Regions from separate parts of the Mus musculus genome. Here region 1 is linked to region 2. A link is a loop called in an ENCODE intact Hi-C map of the cell type or tissue named here. Cell type or tissue: left cerebral cortex. All regions are shown on one strand. Each heading gives the region's core, and the rest is flanking DNA. Links, peaks and the distances in the headings are about the cores only. Region 1 overlaps Cdk12 (cyclin-dependent kinase 12). Region 2 overlaps Grb7 (growth factor receptor bound protein 7).

Evidence for each region. A loop is a pair of places that touch in the nucleus more often than their neighbours do. Peaks named below come from ENCODE experiments on the same cell type or tissue, not always from the same donor. Only the 100,000 strongest peaks of a DNase experiment are listed, where the experiment ranks them.
Region 1: a loop joins it to region 2, with 4 times the contacts of the local background. A loop is called at or near these places in 2 of 42 quality-filtered maps.

Annotation. Positions count from the first base shown.
Region 1 is chr11:98,243,408-98,251,739 of GRCm38, forward strand. Cdk12 (cyclin-dependent kinase 12) reads left to right here. Exons shown (of 14, transcript NM_001109626.1): 12 at 1-165; 13 at 1,810-2,262; 14 at 6,276-8,332. The coding sequence ends at 6,982. Among named protein-coding and RNA genes, the nearest start is that of Mir5119, 15 kb to the right of the region's middle. In left cerebral cortex, for the core only: a CTCF peak has its summit at 4,122 (motif pointing right); a DNase peak (open chromatin) is centred at 4,082.
Region 2 is chr11:98,453,757-98,462,088 of GRCm38, forward strand. Grb7 (growth factor receptor bound protein 7) reads left to right here. Exons shown (of 15, transcript NM_010346.2): 10 at 37-117; 11 at 216-332; 12 at 465-525; 13 at 642-729; 14 at 827-920; 15 at 1,103-1,617. The coding sequence ends at 1,249. It also overlaps a transcript of Mien1 not described here. Among named protein-coding and RNA genes, the nearest start is that of Grb7, 11 kb to the left of the region's middle. In left cerebral cortex, for the core only: CTCF peaks have their summits at 1,913 (motif pointing right) and 4,095; DNase peaks (open chromatin) are centred at 3,807 and 4,057; H3K4me3 peaks cover 1,213 bases; H3K27ac peaks cover 654 bases.

The DNA of each region.
Region 1 (8,332 bases), core at 327-8,326, 210 kb before region 2:
GACGGCAGCGACAGAGTGGTATTGTGATAGAAGATCCACCTCCGTCCAAAGCTTCTAGAAAAGAAACTACCTCAGGGACAACAGCTGAGCCTGTGAAAAACAATAGCCCAGCACCACCTCAGCCTGCTCCTGTCAAGGCAGAGCCTGGTCCAGGGGATGCAGTAGGTCAGTGCTAGCATGGAGCCTCTGTTTCTATTAAGTACACTTAAGTAGATTTTGAGGACAAGATGCATATATGTCCATATCACTGTGGTTTTATCCACTGGAACATTAGAAAACCAATTGATATCCTAATTTCTTTTTTTTCTTTGTTTTTGTTTTTCGAGACAGGGTTTCTCTGTGTAGCCCTGGCTGTCCTGGAACTCAATCTGTAAACCAGGCTGGCCTCGAACTTAGAAATCCGCCTGTCTCTGCCTCCCAAGCACTGGGATTAAAGGCGTGCACCACCACGCCCGGCTCTTCTGATATCATTTCTAAGGAGAAATAAATCTTACTTTTTGCATATAGGTCAAAAGTTTGCAGTAGGATATTTTCATTCCTTGAAATACAGAATACTATATCTTACTTAAATTATGTGTGGAAGAAACCAATCAAATTTGTAAAATTTAAGATTAGTTTACTCATGGATGGGTGTGTGTGTGTGTGTTTGTGTGTGTATATGTGTGTGTATGTATGAGTGAGCATGTACATCTGTGCACCTTTTGTACTTAATGCCTCCAGGTGTCAAAAGTGGATGTCAAATCTTCTGGGACTGGAGTTACAATTATGAGGAGAAGTATGGGTGCTAGGAATCAAACCCATTAAACACTGAGCCACCCCTCTAGCCCTGACTCAACAGCTTTTGAGCAGTAATTTAAAGTTGTTATGTTAGGTTTGATAAGGCTTTAGAATCCAGTCAAATTAAATCACAATTGCTAAATGTAGTTAGTTCTGTAGACTTATTTCTTGACCTATATATTAAAATTGTGTCAAAATAACCATTATGACAAAGTATTTATCACTTTTTTAAACTGCCGATCTATTTCATTTTCCATTCTCTATCGACCCAAAGACCATGATTTTACCATCTTCCTGTCTCAGCCTTCAAAGATTGCAGTGTTATTTTCTACATTTGGAACACGTTAGAATCTTCCAGAAAACTTGAAAAATAAATTCCCTCAGATCAGTGTGGTGGCAGATAACTGTAGCACAACACTGCTGACTCTGAGTCAGGAGGCTCAGATATTCACAGTTATCTTTCAGTACACACCAACTTTGAGGCTAGCCTGGGATACACAAGATAATTAAGCCTTAAATAAATGCCAAATTTCTTGGCACATTAGGCCCTTAATTCTTAAATCCATCCTAGCAGTTTTTACATATAATGTTGAAAATCACTGACTAAAGTGGAGAGACAAAATATAGTCACTTTTATATATAGTCCAGAGATGCTTTGGTTAGTCCTTGTGTTTAATTTGTTGTTTTCATTTTTATTTATTTTATTGGAGGTGGCACATAATGTGTGTAGAGGTCAGAGGACAGCTTGTAGGAGTTGGTTCTCTCTGGTACATGGGTCCTGGTCTTTATACAGCTGTCAGGCTCAGTGGCCAGTGCCTTTTACCTCATGTAGCATCGCACCTGTCCAAGTCTTTGCATTTTAAAACAAGAATAAAAAATAAACTGTGATGTAATAATCTGAGATAGTAAATTATGTGGGATTCAAAATGAAACTGTGCCTTTAGATATTATAAATTGCTTTTGTCAGTTGAAGAAGACCAAGGGCCTTGCCCTTCAATGTCATCTCATATTGGCTTCACTCTTGTCCCACAGGCCTTGGTGACATCACACAGCAGTTGAATCAAAGTGAATTGGCAGTGTTATTAAACCTGCTTCAGAGCCAAACTGACCTGAGCATCCCTCAGATGGCACAGCTGCTTAATATCCACTCCAATCCAGAGATGCAACAGCAGCTTGAAGCCTTGAATCAGTCTATTAGTGCACTGACTGAAGCCAGTTCCCAGCAGCAGGACTCAGAATCCATAGCCCCTGAAGAATCATTGAAGGAGGTACCTTCTGTACCTGTGGTCCTGCCTCCTGCTGAACAGACAACTCCTGAAGCTTCAAACACACCAGCTGACATGCAGAATGTGTTGGCAGTTCTCTTGAGTCAGCTGATGAAAACCCAAGAGCCAGCAGGTAACCTGGAGGAAAACACCAATGACAAGAATAGTGGGCCACAGGGGCCCCGAAGAACTCCTACAATGCCACAGGAGGAGGCAGCAGGTAAACAGACCGGTCATGAATCTCATTGAGCTCAGGTGCTGTTGATCCTCTTAAAAATCTCTTAATGTTTTCTTTTTCACAACATTGGTCTCAGTTTCAGTTTTCTGTAATCTAGTTTACAGGAGGACATAGCACCAAATGATGTATTTCTTGACCAGCCTATTCATTTAAGTCTCAAAGCACCTTTCATATATTGATAATTTTTCCAATTAATGAGATACTGGTAAGTAAAGCCCCTGTATTCTAATCAAGAAAACCAAAGCTGTAGATCGTGACATATCTTGAAGCAGTATGTGATAGCAAGCTAGTCCTAGAGAACCTGACTTTAAAATAAACAGCAAATTATTCTTCATATCTAGTGGAGTGGATCCTGGATACCAGAATCTTATGTGGAAGAAACAGTCAAGAAAGCCCTAATAAAATACCATTTCAGTACCTGAAAATAATCAGGGAATTGTTTTGAGCAGACAAACACCTTATATTTTCTTTCCAAACAGTAATAGTACCTAAAAGTGGTTATTTTAAGTCTGTTTATGAAAGGGACAATGGAATCAGGAAGTAAGCATTATGAAAAGAAAAAACAAAGTCTAGAGGTAAAAAAAAATGTTATGCCATATGTCACATGACCACACCATTGCAGTATTAGAGGTGAAGCACTCTAATCAATTCTGAGTCACAAATCCGTTTGAAAAATCTTACTATCTGAAAGTGTTTTCAACTTGGCCTTGAAGATCCCATGAATTGGGGAATAAGAAGAGACACAGACTGAAGAGGTATACTAACTCTGAACTTTAGGAATCTGCATTTACATTTCATTTGGGTTGGTACATAATATATATTCTTTATTTTCACTAGTATAAGGTCAAATACATATTCTGTTTTTTCATATGTGAAAAAGTATTCAAACTGAAAGACAATAAAATTAACCTTTTGTTTTTTGACCAGGTAAACTGCATCATAAGAAATTTAAGTAAATCTGTCTGTGATCTGCTGTTATTAGCAGACAAAGCTAATACACTCATATGTCTTGATTCACATTGCTGTTCTCTATGATGATTTGAGTGGTTTTAATAGGCATGGTAATAGAAAAGGCTGGAGAGATGGCTCCGAAGTTAACACTGGCTGCTCTTGCCAAGGACCTGGTTCAATTCCTAGCACCTTTATAGTGGCTCACAGTTGCCTGTAACTCATATTCCAGAGGTTGTTATTCCCTCTCCTGAACTCCACAGGGACCAGGTACACAAATGGCAAACAGACATACATACAGGCAAAACACTTGTATAATAAAAATAAATAAAGATATAAATTTAAATAAAGAAAAGGATATGTAGAATTAAAGGAGGTTTTTCATCTCCTGTCTCAGATTCTGATCCTACCCGGTCATCCCTCAATAAGTAAATAACAATTTTCAACTCAGTCAAAGTACCTGAAAGATCTTTGTCAAATTAAATAACATCCTGATTGAGCAGTGTTCACCAAATAATTCAACAATTTATCAACTACATCATAAAGTTGAACTGAAAATACGCCATAACATATAGCTAGAAATTAAATACGCTTTTTAGAGGAGAATGTAAAAATGCCACAGCTAAAGATGAATAGAAATGTTGGGCATGGTGTACATTTTTGATCGTAGTGCTCAGGAGGCCAACCTGGTCCATCCAGCAAGGCCCTGTTTCAAAACCACACACACACAAACACCAAAATCCACAAGTGATATTATAGTCATTCCTGAATTATCTAGTGTGTTTGCAGGGTTTGTTTTGTTTTGTTTTTTACCATAAATTGACTTCAAAACTTTAAGATCCTGCCACCATACACCTCTTACTTGGCCATTGCACCGTTGATTAACACTTCCACCAGAGGGCAGACTGTATAAACCAGAAAGGTGATCTTAATTTGGCAATTTAGTTTTTCTTTCTGTACTTGTTAAGAAAGAGTAGTGGTTGAAATCTAATAAAAAGAAAAAATTTAAGCTATTTTTACATTTATTTACCTCCTTCATTAGTACAAAACTATTAATAGAGTGACAACATCAATACTTTAAATCTGAGAAAAATATGGTTTATAATTTATAGTTTTAGTTTTAATTCCTTTAAATAAGCTTTATTAACTTCAGTAGTTCTTAACGAAAAGTTACATAACTGGAAGAATATAAATTTAAACTGGCACTTGTTTTTTGTTTGTTTTCTTCCAGTATTAAAAACTTGGTGATTGTTTTTATTTCTTCTAATGTCATTGGTACTTTGATATCCTTATAAAGGGAGATAAGTAGTATTGGCAGTAAAACACATTGAAATATAATATATGGTTATAGTTCAATTACCTTATCATTTCAGGTTATTTATTCTCCAAATTGTAAATTTTCAGTAGCTGATTTCTTCTGCCTTAAATACATTTTTCCCTGCTACTCAGCTGACCAGCCAGTGAACACATAACTTGGAGTTACATGTTGTAAAGTGGACTATTCTGTTTCAAAACTGAAAGTTGATACCCTGCCTCCCTGGCTTGTGCCCCCAAACTCAGAAACTCTCAAACTGTTTACTTTTATTTATTTCATATACCATCTGGCCTCAGTTTTCGCTACACAATGTTAAAATTGTTTTATTTTTGGGGGGTTTTTTTGCCTTTTTTTTTTTTTTTTTTTTTGGACAGGCTTTCTTTATGTAGCTTTGGCTGTCCTAGAACTCACTCTATAGAGAGCAGGCTGACCTCAAACTCAGAGATATAGCTGCCTGACTCTGCTTCCTGAGTGCTGGGAGTGCCACCACCACCCAGCTTGTATATTGTTTTGAGCTTTCATCTACATACTTGGGGAGTACAAATTTCATTACTATTGTCTTTACAAAGTATATGCAAGATAATTGTGCTATAGGAATACCAAATTGTAACCAAAAACTGGTTTTGGCTTGTCTAAGTAATGACATTACATCACTAACTAATAAAATAGAAGAAAATGTTTTAAAATGTTCCCATAAGGAAAAGAAAAATTGGTCATTTGTAAGATAAGACCAAAACAACAATCCTTTTTTTAAAAGCAGCTTGAATGACAATCCTGAAGACATTAATCTTACTAGTTTTTTTCTCACTAGTTTTGTGTGGCCTCAAACTCATGTCATTTTCTCTCTTTTAATCTTGCCCTCGTAAGAATTCATTTTCAGGCAAATATAGACAGCAATGAAAGAGCAGAAGTCTGGGGACATGGTTCAAGAAAGATCTCAGTAATAATTGAGTTTACTATTATTAGTTCAGTAAGGATGAACACATTTTTGTCAACAGTACAGTTCTATGTGATTTTTCTTTTCATAGCATTTAAAAATATGCAGAAGGTAAGAAAACAAAATTGAAAATTATAATAGGATTACTTTGGTCTTTGTAATTATTACAATTATTCATGAAGCTGTGGTTGGTTAATAACACTTCTTGAGGATATGGTTATAGAGAGAAATGACTAATTTGGAGAAGCAAAATGTCCTTTTATACATGTTGAGAAGTTTTTTTTTTCCTTGATTGCATCTCTCCTGTTGTATTTCAGGTTGATTTTCTATCATCAAACACTGTAAATGTGTTAGCCAGGTTTACACATTGTACAGAAAGATTATGTCCGAGAAATTTGACCACAGAGTGTATATTGTTCTTTCTCATCTTCCTTCTTTCTGCTTTGTTTTCAATAATGTTTTGATCTAACAGCAGAAGGGATGGAGAGGTTGCCAACAATCTGCATATTAGAACAGTTCTTTAAAGAAGAAAATCTCAAAACAAAAATATTTAGGACAGTCATTTGAAACATAACATCTTTTTATACCAGCCGTCAGATCCAGAATGCAACTGTTTTATTTCTAATCACTTTATTATTTTATTCATAAATTTCAGTTTCCTGGTCCCAGGTTTTTTTCCTTTTACTATATCTGGTTACATGTATTGGTATTTATTTATGTTGGACAGTATGTGTTTGTGTTTATAATCACATGTGATTTTTAAGATGGTATTTAAAAGAAGTAACCCTTCCACAGCATGTCCTCCTCACATTCTTCCACCAGAGAAGAGGCCCCCTGAGCCCCCTGGACCTCCACCGCCGCCACCTCCACCCCCTCTGGTTGAAGGCGATCTTTCCAGCGCCCCCCAGGAGTTGAATCCCGCCGTGACAGCCGCCTTGCTGCAACTTTTATCCCAGCCTGAAGCAGAGCCTCCTGGCCACCTGCCACATGAGCACCAGGCCTTGAGACCAATGGAATACTCCACCCGATCCCATCCAAACAGGACTTACGGAAATACTGATGGGCCTGAGACAGGGTTCAGTTCCGCTGACACTGATGAACGCAGTTCTGGTCCAGCCTTGACAGAATCTTTGGTTCAGACCCCGGTGAAGAACAGGACCTTCTCAGGCTCTGTGAGCCACCTTGGGGAGTCCAACAGCTACCAGGGCACAGGGTCAGTGCAGTTCCCAGGGGACCAGGACCTCCGTTTTACCAGGGTTCCCTTAGCATTACACTCAGTGGTTGGGCAACCATTCCTCAAGTCTGAGGGAAATAGCAACTCTGTGGTACATGCAGAGACCAAATTGCAAAACTATGGGGAGCTGGGACCGGGAACCACTGGGGCCAACAGCTCAGGAACAACGCTTCAGTGGGGGGGCCCAGCTCAGTCTTATGGAAAACCCTACAGGGGGGCTGCAAGAGTCCTACCACGAGGGGGAAGAGGGAGAGGAGTTCCTTATTAACACAGAGACATCAAATGCCCTGAAAGATTCCTTCCCTATCCATCTTTCCATCTAGTTCTATGAACCTTTAATGAAATCACCTGCCAGAGCAAGGTAATCATCTGCATTTGGCTACTACAATGCTGTCTGTTGTTTTCACTTGCTGCTAGCAGGCAAGTCAACCATGTTGGCACCAGTTCTTCCAAAATGGGGCAATAGCCAGAATATTTACTTCCGCTCTGTGTACGAGCTATAGTAGAAATATATGGAGAGAAAGACACATTCAATTGAAAAATAATTGTTCCATTAGCTCATTGCCTGCACTTGAGCAGAAGAGAACTATTTTGTTTTGAGATGGCTCTGGAGAGGCTTTGATTTTTTTTAAAATTATTTGTTTTATTTTCTTGTGTGTGTATGTATGTGTGTGTGTATATAGTTTGTTTTGAATTTTTATTTAGTTTCCTACCCCAAACTCCCTACCGCCCTTGAAAGAGAAGAGTATTCAAAAGATCTGAGCTCCTCTAAGGCCTTTGCTAGAAGGGTAACAGTGGACTGGCTGGCTCAAATGTTTCCTTCCTCTCTACCATCTCATATTTTTGCTTCAGTGATCACTCCCTTTACCCCTGTTGAGTATCTTGTACATACCTTTTTCCAAATAAATCATCCTTATGTTTGCTCAATTTTGACAAAAGTTATGTCCCTCTTCCTGCACACGCAGCAGGCTGTAGACAGTGGCGTTCTCAGGCGAGGAGGCAGACTTCACCCAATCCTTGGTTTTTGCTTGTTTACTTGTCCCTCTCTCCCTCTTTTCTTTTTTTCTCCTTCCTCCCTTGTGTGTTCACCCCTATTATTCTCTTTGTCTCTTTTTGAGGCATTTGTTTGAAAAAAATACATAGTAGAGATGCCCGGGAACCTGGAATAATACTTTGCCCTTTTCTTTTTCCTTTTTTCTTTTCTTTTTTTTTTTTTTTTAATAAAGGAAAGGAAATTCAAACTCCTACATTGTTCTCCGTAACTCTTCAATTCTAAGATTTTTGTTTTGTTTTTGTTTTTTTAAGCCACGTTCTGATGGGAAGTTGATTTGTTAATGGACAGCATAGGACATTGCTGCTGAGCCATGGTTAGAAATGATACCACCATACCTACCTAGAGGGGTAATAAGATCAGTAAGCATGTTTACATGAATATTTTTGTGTTTTAAAAAAAGAAGAAAACTTTAGAACAGAGCCTTGTGATATTGTCAGAGGAAATTCCTGAAAATACATGAGCACATAACCTAGTTTAGGTTATATATCTGAAGATTTATCAGTTCCTGATACCTTTAAAGAACAATTTTTAACAGAGTCCATCAGAAAGAACAGTATTGATAAG
Region 2 (8,332 bases), core at 169-8,168:
CATAACCTCAAGCCCTCTTTTCCTCCCTGTCTCCAGTACGGGGTACAGCTATATAAGAATTATCAGCAGGCCCAGTCTCGTCACCTGCGCCTATCCTATTTGGGGTCTCCACCCTTGGTGAGTGTACTCTTCTGGGGTACGGGAAAGAGAAGTGGGTATGCAGGCTCAGGGCAGCGATTCTGACCCTTCCCCTCTTCATTCTGTCCTCTCTTCAGAGGAGCGTCTCAGACAATACCCTAGTGGCTATGGACTTCTCTGGCCATGCGGGGCGTGTCATTGATAACCCCCGGGAAGCTCTGAGTGCCGCCATGGAGGAGGCCCAGGCCTGGAGGGTAAGGGCCTTCACCCATCTGAGCCTCTGCTGCACTGGTTCCCAGTGGGCTTTCATGGAGTGGGAGGAGGAAGAGGGTGTGGGGAGGCAGTGGGTACCAAGGGTACCCTGACTTCCATGTCTCCCATTGCAGAAGAAGACAAACCACCGTCTGAGCCTGCCCACCACATGCTCTGGCTCGAGCCTCAGCGCAGGTGGGTGATGGTCTAGAATCCCTAGGGTGGGCTACGTTGCTACTCGGAGTGGTCTTGGCTGGGGTGGGGGAGTTCCCTTCCCTGAATGATCAACATTTCTTTTCCTCTGACCCCAGCCATTCATCGCACCCAGCCCTGGTTTCATGGACGCATCTCTCGGGAGGAGAGCCAGCGGCTAATTGGACAGCAGGGCCTGGTGGATGGGTAAGGGGCTGGGCTGGGCTGGGTAACAGACCTGGGGACCAACAAGGAAGCAGCTGCAACCAGGAGTCCCTGATAATGCTGCTTTGTCTCCCCCAAGTGTGTTCCTGGTCCGGGAGAGCCAGAGGAACCCACAGGGCTTTGTCCTGTCCTTGTGCCATCTGCAGAAAGTCAAGCATTATCTCATTTTGCCAGTGAGTAACTAACTCCCTTACTCCTAAGGTGGGTTCTTGTAGCCTGGGAACCATGACTTGAAGCCCCACGATGCACCTCCTTTCTCCCTGTACAAGAAACGGGGGGCCAATTGCTGTCCCCACCCACGGGCTGCTCCTCTGCCCGGGACCCCTCCCTGACCTGCCTTCTGGCCACACCACAGAGCGAAGATGAAGGTTGCCTTTACTTCAGCATGGATGAGGGCCAGACCCGTTTCACAGACCTGCTGCAGCTGGTAGAATTCCACCAGCTGAACCGAGGCATCCTGCCCTGCCTGCTGCGCCACTGCTGTGCCCGTGTGGCCCTCTGAGGCCGCACAAGCTACTGCAGCCATGGGTTTGCCTACCACCTTTCTGTTCTGTGGACTCGGTGCAGGTGGGTGGGGTGGTAAACAGTGGAAGAGCTCCTCCCCCCAATTTTATCCCATTTTTTAAAAACCTCTCTCAACCAGTGAAACATCCCCTAAACCTGTCCATCCCTGACTCCTGTCCCCAAGGGAGGCATTGTGGTCCTGTCCCCTTGGTAGAGCTCCTGAGGTACTGTTCCAGTGAGGGGCATTATGAGAGGAGCGGGGCAGCCCAGGAGGTCTCATACCCCACCCGTAATCTGTACAGACTGAGAGGCCAGTTGATCTGCTCTGTTTTATACCAGTAGCAATAAAGATTATTTTTTGATACATCTGTGAGTCCTGTCTGGCAAGAACATGTCAGAGAACCAGCAGAGGTGAAGGTCTTGGTCAACTAGAATATACCCTGAGGACAAAAATGGTGTCAGCTGCCAGAGAGCGTCCAAATCCTAGCAGGTATCCTGGCGCAGCCTGGAGTGTCAGTCAATACTGGTTAAATGGATGAATGGACACTGAATAACAAGGAATGGTGCTTTTCTTTCATTTTTTTTTTAAACTTAAAATTATGTCTGTGTGTATATAAGTATGTGTGTGAGTGCACGCAAATGTTCAAGGAGGCCAGAAGGGGGCGCTGGATCCCTCCAAGCTGTAGTTAGAGTCAGCTGTGTGCTGATATGGATGTTGGTAACCAAACTCAGGTCTTCCACAAGAGTAGTACATGCCTTTAACCACTGGGCCATCTCTTCAGTCCCCCTCCTCCAAGGGACTGGGCTTTTCTGACAGCCTAGATCTGGGACCTGTGATGCATGCCTAGAATCTCAGCACTCCGGCAGCAGCTACAGGAAGAAGAGTTCAGGGCCAGCCTGGGCTGTATGAGACCCTGTCTCACCACCTCCCTTCTCTCCACAAACCAAAGCAAGACGAGTCAGCAGTTGGTGGACAATGAGTCCTGACTGACAGACGGATGCCACAGGGGAGAGTGGTCTCACTTCCCTCACGCCCCTGTTTTCTACCAACCTCTTCGCCCTCTCTGCAGTCCCCAGATCTGCTCTCTGTCCCTATAGTCTCCCTCACTCAGAAAGCCTGGAAGGGAAGGGACACGCAGCCCCGAGTCTGTCTTCTCTCTCCAGCCCGTCCTTCAACTTCCAGAGTGAGTTCTGTACTGTGCAAGTGTGCCCACTGCTCAGCCAGGCTGTGTTTTCCCAGAGTTTCATCCCTTCACTGAACGGGAGCCTTAAAAGAACGCACGTCCAACGACACCTGCACCTCCTCCTCCAGTTGGAGAACAGTTTTTAGAATGTGAATCCTAAGTAGATTGTATTTTGAAAAAAAAAAAAAATCAAACAACTTTGATTCCATCAAACTCATTTCCCAGAAATACAAGAACACATGAGTTGACATGAGACAGTTATCAAAATCTGGACCAGGAAACAGGATAGCTCAATTTCTACTTCAGTGACAGAAATGACAAGAAATTTAGACATGACAGCGAAATGACACAAACTCGCTGTAAAAATATATTCACGAGTAACTGGGGGACCAAGATGAGTCATCCTTTAAGCCTGTCTGAGGAGTTAATCTGTCCCCCCCAAGAAAACCCAGCACCTGAAGTCCCAGGCAGGGGAGCTCACCCCTTCTATGTCAACTAGCAGGTCAGAATCCCTGAGATCGACAGGCCTTCCACTTTACACATAGGAAACTGAGCCTCAGAAAGAGTGACCCACCTGGGGTCACAGAGAAAGTTAGAAACGGCCAGTCCAGCCTGCAGACCGTAGATACCATCTTTTCCAGCCCTGGGGGAGGATGGGGGGGGGTGCTAAGAGCTATGAGGGATGGCATCTACCACCTGGTGGGAGGAGAGACCCTAGTTCTGCAAGTTGTCCTCTGACTTCCTCTGCTACACATGTATCATGGCCTGTGACCTTCCATATAAATAAATAAATAAATAAATAAATAAATAAATAAATAAATAAATAAATAGTTTTGAGGGCTTTCAGAGTGGCTCAGCGGCAGGGTATCAGTGGTTGGAAATGGGCCTTGTGATTGGAGTTGAGGAAAAGCTGTGTGGGAGTGAGACGTGCTGTGGGCACACCACGCACACGTGATTATGGAAGGCTTGTGCATCCTTTAACCTGCCAGTTTCTAAGGCCTGGCACACGGTAGAACCCCTTCCTTCTGGGTACCTGCCTACTTTCCCCGTCGGATTCCAGCATATTTTAACCTCCGCCAACCCTGGTCTACCCTGCTCTCTCACAATCATCAGTTTCTATACGGATTTCACAGTTTTGGGTTCCCTCCTCCCAAGCTGTAGAGCCGCCCAGTCCCACGCGTCTAAGGGATGAACTTGGTATTCTTCCTGCAACCCCTCACCACTGGACGACGGGGTGGTGAAGGGACCTGGAGTGGGTTTAGTGAATAAAGAGAGGCTCCAGGCTGGTGAGACCGGGTTGGAGTTGGAGAGCGCATGCACGCCGGGAGTCCCACCCACACAGATGTGTGCAAGGTGATCCGGTGTCCATGGCTGCCCTCCTGCGGCCAACTCGCCTGCACGACAACACAATTGCTGACAACCTGACGTTTTTTTTGAACGAGGACCCAAATACTCGCCGTCGGTCCCTGGACCCTTCCTAGGGTCTGCAGCGACATCACATCTTGAATCCTTCCCCGCGCAGCGCCGTGCCGGCAGGTGCGCGCAGCAGCCTCGGGTTGGCGCCCCGCGAGCCCCCCCCCGCCCCCCCCGCCCCCCCCCCCCGGGATCCCGAGCGAGTCCAGCCACGCGGCTGCAGTGTCACCCAGCGGCCATTCCTGGAACTACAGGCGACACCTCCCGAGGTTCCCCTGCCCCTCCCCCGTTTCAAAGCCGCGCTCAGGGGCGCGGGGAGCTCCTACCTCGCTGCAGTGCCCGGAAGGGCGGGGCGCGGCGCGGCGCAGCGATGGCGCTGGGCTGTGACCCTGGCGGTTTCACTTCTGGATCCCGCTTTGCTGGGAGAGGAGGACTTGGGTGGGGAGGGCAAGGGCGGTACCTGCGGGCAGGCGGGGTCTGGCGCTCGGGACCCCTGGGGTGTCACGCGACCCACGCCTTCCTGCACTTACCTTCCACCCGCCCCGCCCCCTCCTCCCCCAGGCTCCATTCCGCGGTCCCCAGATCTGTTGCGTGTCCGCAGCGGCCACCGCCCCGTCGAGGCTGCAGACCCCCAAGAGGCGCTGGGCGGCGTGGGCGGCAGAAGGGGAGAGCTGTGAAGCCGCAGGCTCCGGGTTAATCTGCAGGCTGCTGGGACGCCTGGCTGTTTCTCAGAAATATAGCTGCCCCTTCCCTCACCCTCTTGGCTCCCACCTTGCACCTCACCCTTTCACCTCTCCGGAGCCCTTCCTGGGTTGTCTCTCCTAGGTTCCCTGACCCCAGGAATCGGTATCCACCCTGAGAAAGGGGTGTAGGGCACCCCAACCCCCACATCCAGAGCTTCCCACAGATGAAGAGTCAGGAGGAGCCTGGTACCTCTCTGTCCTTACAGACAATTGAGAAAGTGACCTCTTGCGAGAATGTTAGGCTACACTCTTCACCTCCCGTGGCCACCCTCTAGAAGCCCCGAGGTGTAGAGAAAGGAACGGGAACAGGATTCTCTCTCCCCGGGGTTTGTTTTTGTTGTTAGAGGACAGGTCTCTAGAGTCTACTAGAGCAATGGGGTTGACGTTGAGCTTAGAGTCCCAGCCCAAAGAAATCGGAAAGATTCACGACTCCAGGGAAAATTAAAGTCCAGAAAGTGAAACACTCGAGGTCACACAGCAAGTCGTGAGGCTAAGACTGAGACCGGAATATGAGTACCAGCACCCAAGCTGTCCAGAGCTTTGCTGAGGTCCTCTCTCCCTAAAACACACACAGGAAAGGCTGAGAATGTCATTCCAGTGGGGGTGGGATGGGGCTTGAGCTGGTGGTGGGACAAAGTTGGGGGAGGAGGTAGCACGTGCCCCCCTGGTTCCCATCCAGAGCTGTGGTTTATTTGACTGGGCTGCTCTTCTGGGCCAGGGGGCAGAGGGGTGGTGGTGGGGTTGATGGGAAAAAGATTCTGGGGCTTCCTGCCCCCTCACTACTGGGTAGGGGGCGGCGGTGGCGGTGGTGGCAGGTTACATCACTCACAGGCACTCTAACCTCCGTTCTTTCCATCGGAGACCTTTTTCCTTGTGCTTGTTACATATGGGGGGAAAGCTCTGCTATTTGGGGGCAGGGAGGCAGCTGCAGACTTCACAGGTCAAGACAAGAGTTAAAAACAAAACCGCAACAAACTCAACACCCGTGTCCTTCAGGGACTTTCCATGACACCTTCCTTCCCCCTTTCCCCCAAGCCAAGGAGCACCTCCCTAGAGGGCCTCCCCAGCCCAGGTGCAGTGGCTTTTGGCTTTTATGCAAACAACCGTCTGCCCGGGGATGCTCCAGGGGCAGAACTTAGGGCCTGGGTGAACCATCCCACTTTACCACTTACCTCGGGCCAATCCTGGCAGTCTGGACTCTAATGCCCTGGGGGTTTAAGGATGGGTTGGAGGGAGAGGAACTTGGTCCTTGGCCTCCCTGCCCTCAGGTGGCAGTTGCTTGCAGGTGGAGGTTTGGGTCCTTCAAACTTGCAGGTGGCCTGGGTTGTGCAGTGATGTTGGGGGTGGGGAAGTCTGCAGGTGTCGGGTGGCTTCTCTTGCTGGGCTCATCACCCCTTTAAGGCAACACTGGTCCCTGGAGCTAGGGAAACTTAGGCTGGAAAGAATACCCCCTCCCCCATCTCCTCGGAAAAAGAGTTCAAGGCCTCCTTGTCTTCCCTTTCTCTCCCGCAGCTGATTCTGCTTGGGAGGGAGTGGGCTTGGGGAAGTCCACATATATGTCTGGCTTTTGACTAAGGGAAAGCTACTTTTAAATGCTTTACTCTAACATACAAGGCTAGGCTGCTCTCCATCCTCTTCTGCGCTGAAGGAGTTGCTGCTCTAAGTCCTCAAGCATGTCAGCGGTAGAGCTGTTTGACCCCACCACTGATCTGCTTAGGACTGAACTTACTAAATCCAAATTGCAGAAGCCCCGAGGCAGACATGTGTGTCCAACCTTTTGACATCATGATATGATGGTATCATCTGCAAAGTCCCCATCCGAGAACTGCACGAGCAAATGCATCGAAACCTTCATGTTTAAGTTGATGGCTTGTGTGTTGGATCGCGTTCAGGGTTATCCTTGGCTATACGTGATCCAGGAGGGGCCTAGGTTCTACATGCCTTTGGGTGAGTCTATATGAACTGGGCAGGAGGCTAGAGCAGTCGTACCCCTCCAACTGTCTTGAGTAAACACTGGATAATAAGGCAGGGATGTATCATTCTTTTTTGGGAGTCTCCCATGCCACACTTCAACTGAAGTTTGGGTCCCCGAGTATCTACAGACTGTATGTAACTTGGCTGAGTTTAATGAGTGCAACCTTGAGTTTCTCACTGTTTCTGAGAGCCTCAGTTGAGAACTTCCTTGACTTCCCTGCCTATCTCAAAGGCTCTCTGTTGGAGGGGAGGGTGGTGAAGCAATGTAGATCAGGGAGATGTTCTGGGGGTGTTGTTCCTGGTATGTCCCTGTCCACTGGAATCCCTAGTGAATTTCAAAGAGTTGTGTAGATCCAGAACCCTGCTATGGCCTCAGAGACCAGTGGTGCACCATAGCAGGCTCAGCAGTGTGCCTGGGGTGAGACTTCTGTGGTAATTCCACTGATTTTGAGACTTAGACTTTAAGAAAAACCTAAGACAAAATGATGGAAATATTCCTCTGGGCAGAATGTCCTGTGGACATTCTGACAGGAGCCATGACAAATGACAGACATACACCAGGACTAATTTTAAACACATCAGGATTATATTTATTTATCACTGTTAAAAAAAAATTAAACACAGTAAAGAAAACTTGACAATACTAGCAAGCTGCTTTATACAGGAGATGCAGTCCTTACATTCTGGCGAGGTTAGCAAGGGCTTCACTCAAAGTGGACTTTGGAGAGACGGTATGGGGTGGGGAGTACAGGCCTGAATCCTGATGGAGGGATTCAGGTAAATCTCTAGAGGGAGGAGGGAAGAGAGACACCAGTGCAAGGGATGTTTCTGAGAAACACAGGCAGGGGGAGGCTGATAGCACAGGCCTTGTGGTAACTTCTAGGTGAGGGTCCCCTGAGCTCCAAGCCTCCTTTTGTTCTTCTCTCGTCAACTCTGCAGGTGAGGGTCATTCACAGACCACACATGTGGTGACTTTGACAACCAGAAATTAAAAATAAGCTATGGTTTTTTCCAGTAGCCAAAATGATCCTTCCTCCCCGCCTCCCCCCCCCCCCCCCCCACCGGGGGCTCACTGAGCATATAAAAACCACAGTCTGGGTGAAGGTATGTCTGCTTTTCAAATGACCTGCTAATTCTTCACAACCCACAGTAATTTGGTTTCCGTGAATCCACAGAGGCAGGCCAAGCAGGAAGGGCTTTGCCAGTGAGCCTGGAAAGGTCTCATATCGATGAGTCACTGGCTGCCACACCGGTCAATTTTAAAGGCTGCTCCACTTCCCTAACATGTTAAAAATGTGTGTCTCTTTTTGGGAGGTAAAGAAATAGGGCTGTGCTTGAGAAAGGTAGGGAACCCAGTGGGGCTACTACTCTCTGGGCTCTCAGGAATGGGCTCCCTAGAGTGAAAGAGGGCGGGGACCCTCTGGAAAGACTGTGAGGGCTAATGGCTGTAGTCTCACAGACATGGAGGGAGCAAAGCTATTCTACTGTCCTGGTGAAAGGCCATGAAAGGCTGTATGTGGCTCACTTACAGCGGCTCCAGATTCTTAAGCTCTATGCCACACAACACTAAGAAACTGCTAGTTAGGCATCGGTGGCCTCCGTTTGCCATGGCACTGGCCCCAGTGTGATCCTGAACATTTTCATGTCCTTCGAACCAGATGCAGGAAGCTACAGTAGAAACCTTACGCTTGCACAGTGTTAACCTCCCTTCCCCCAAAGCAACTTTACAGACAAGACTGCAGCCAACTCCACAAAACTCTGGAAGGT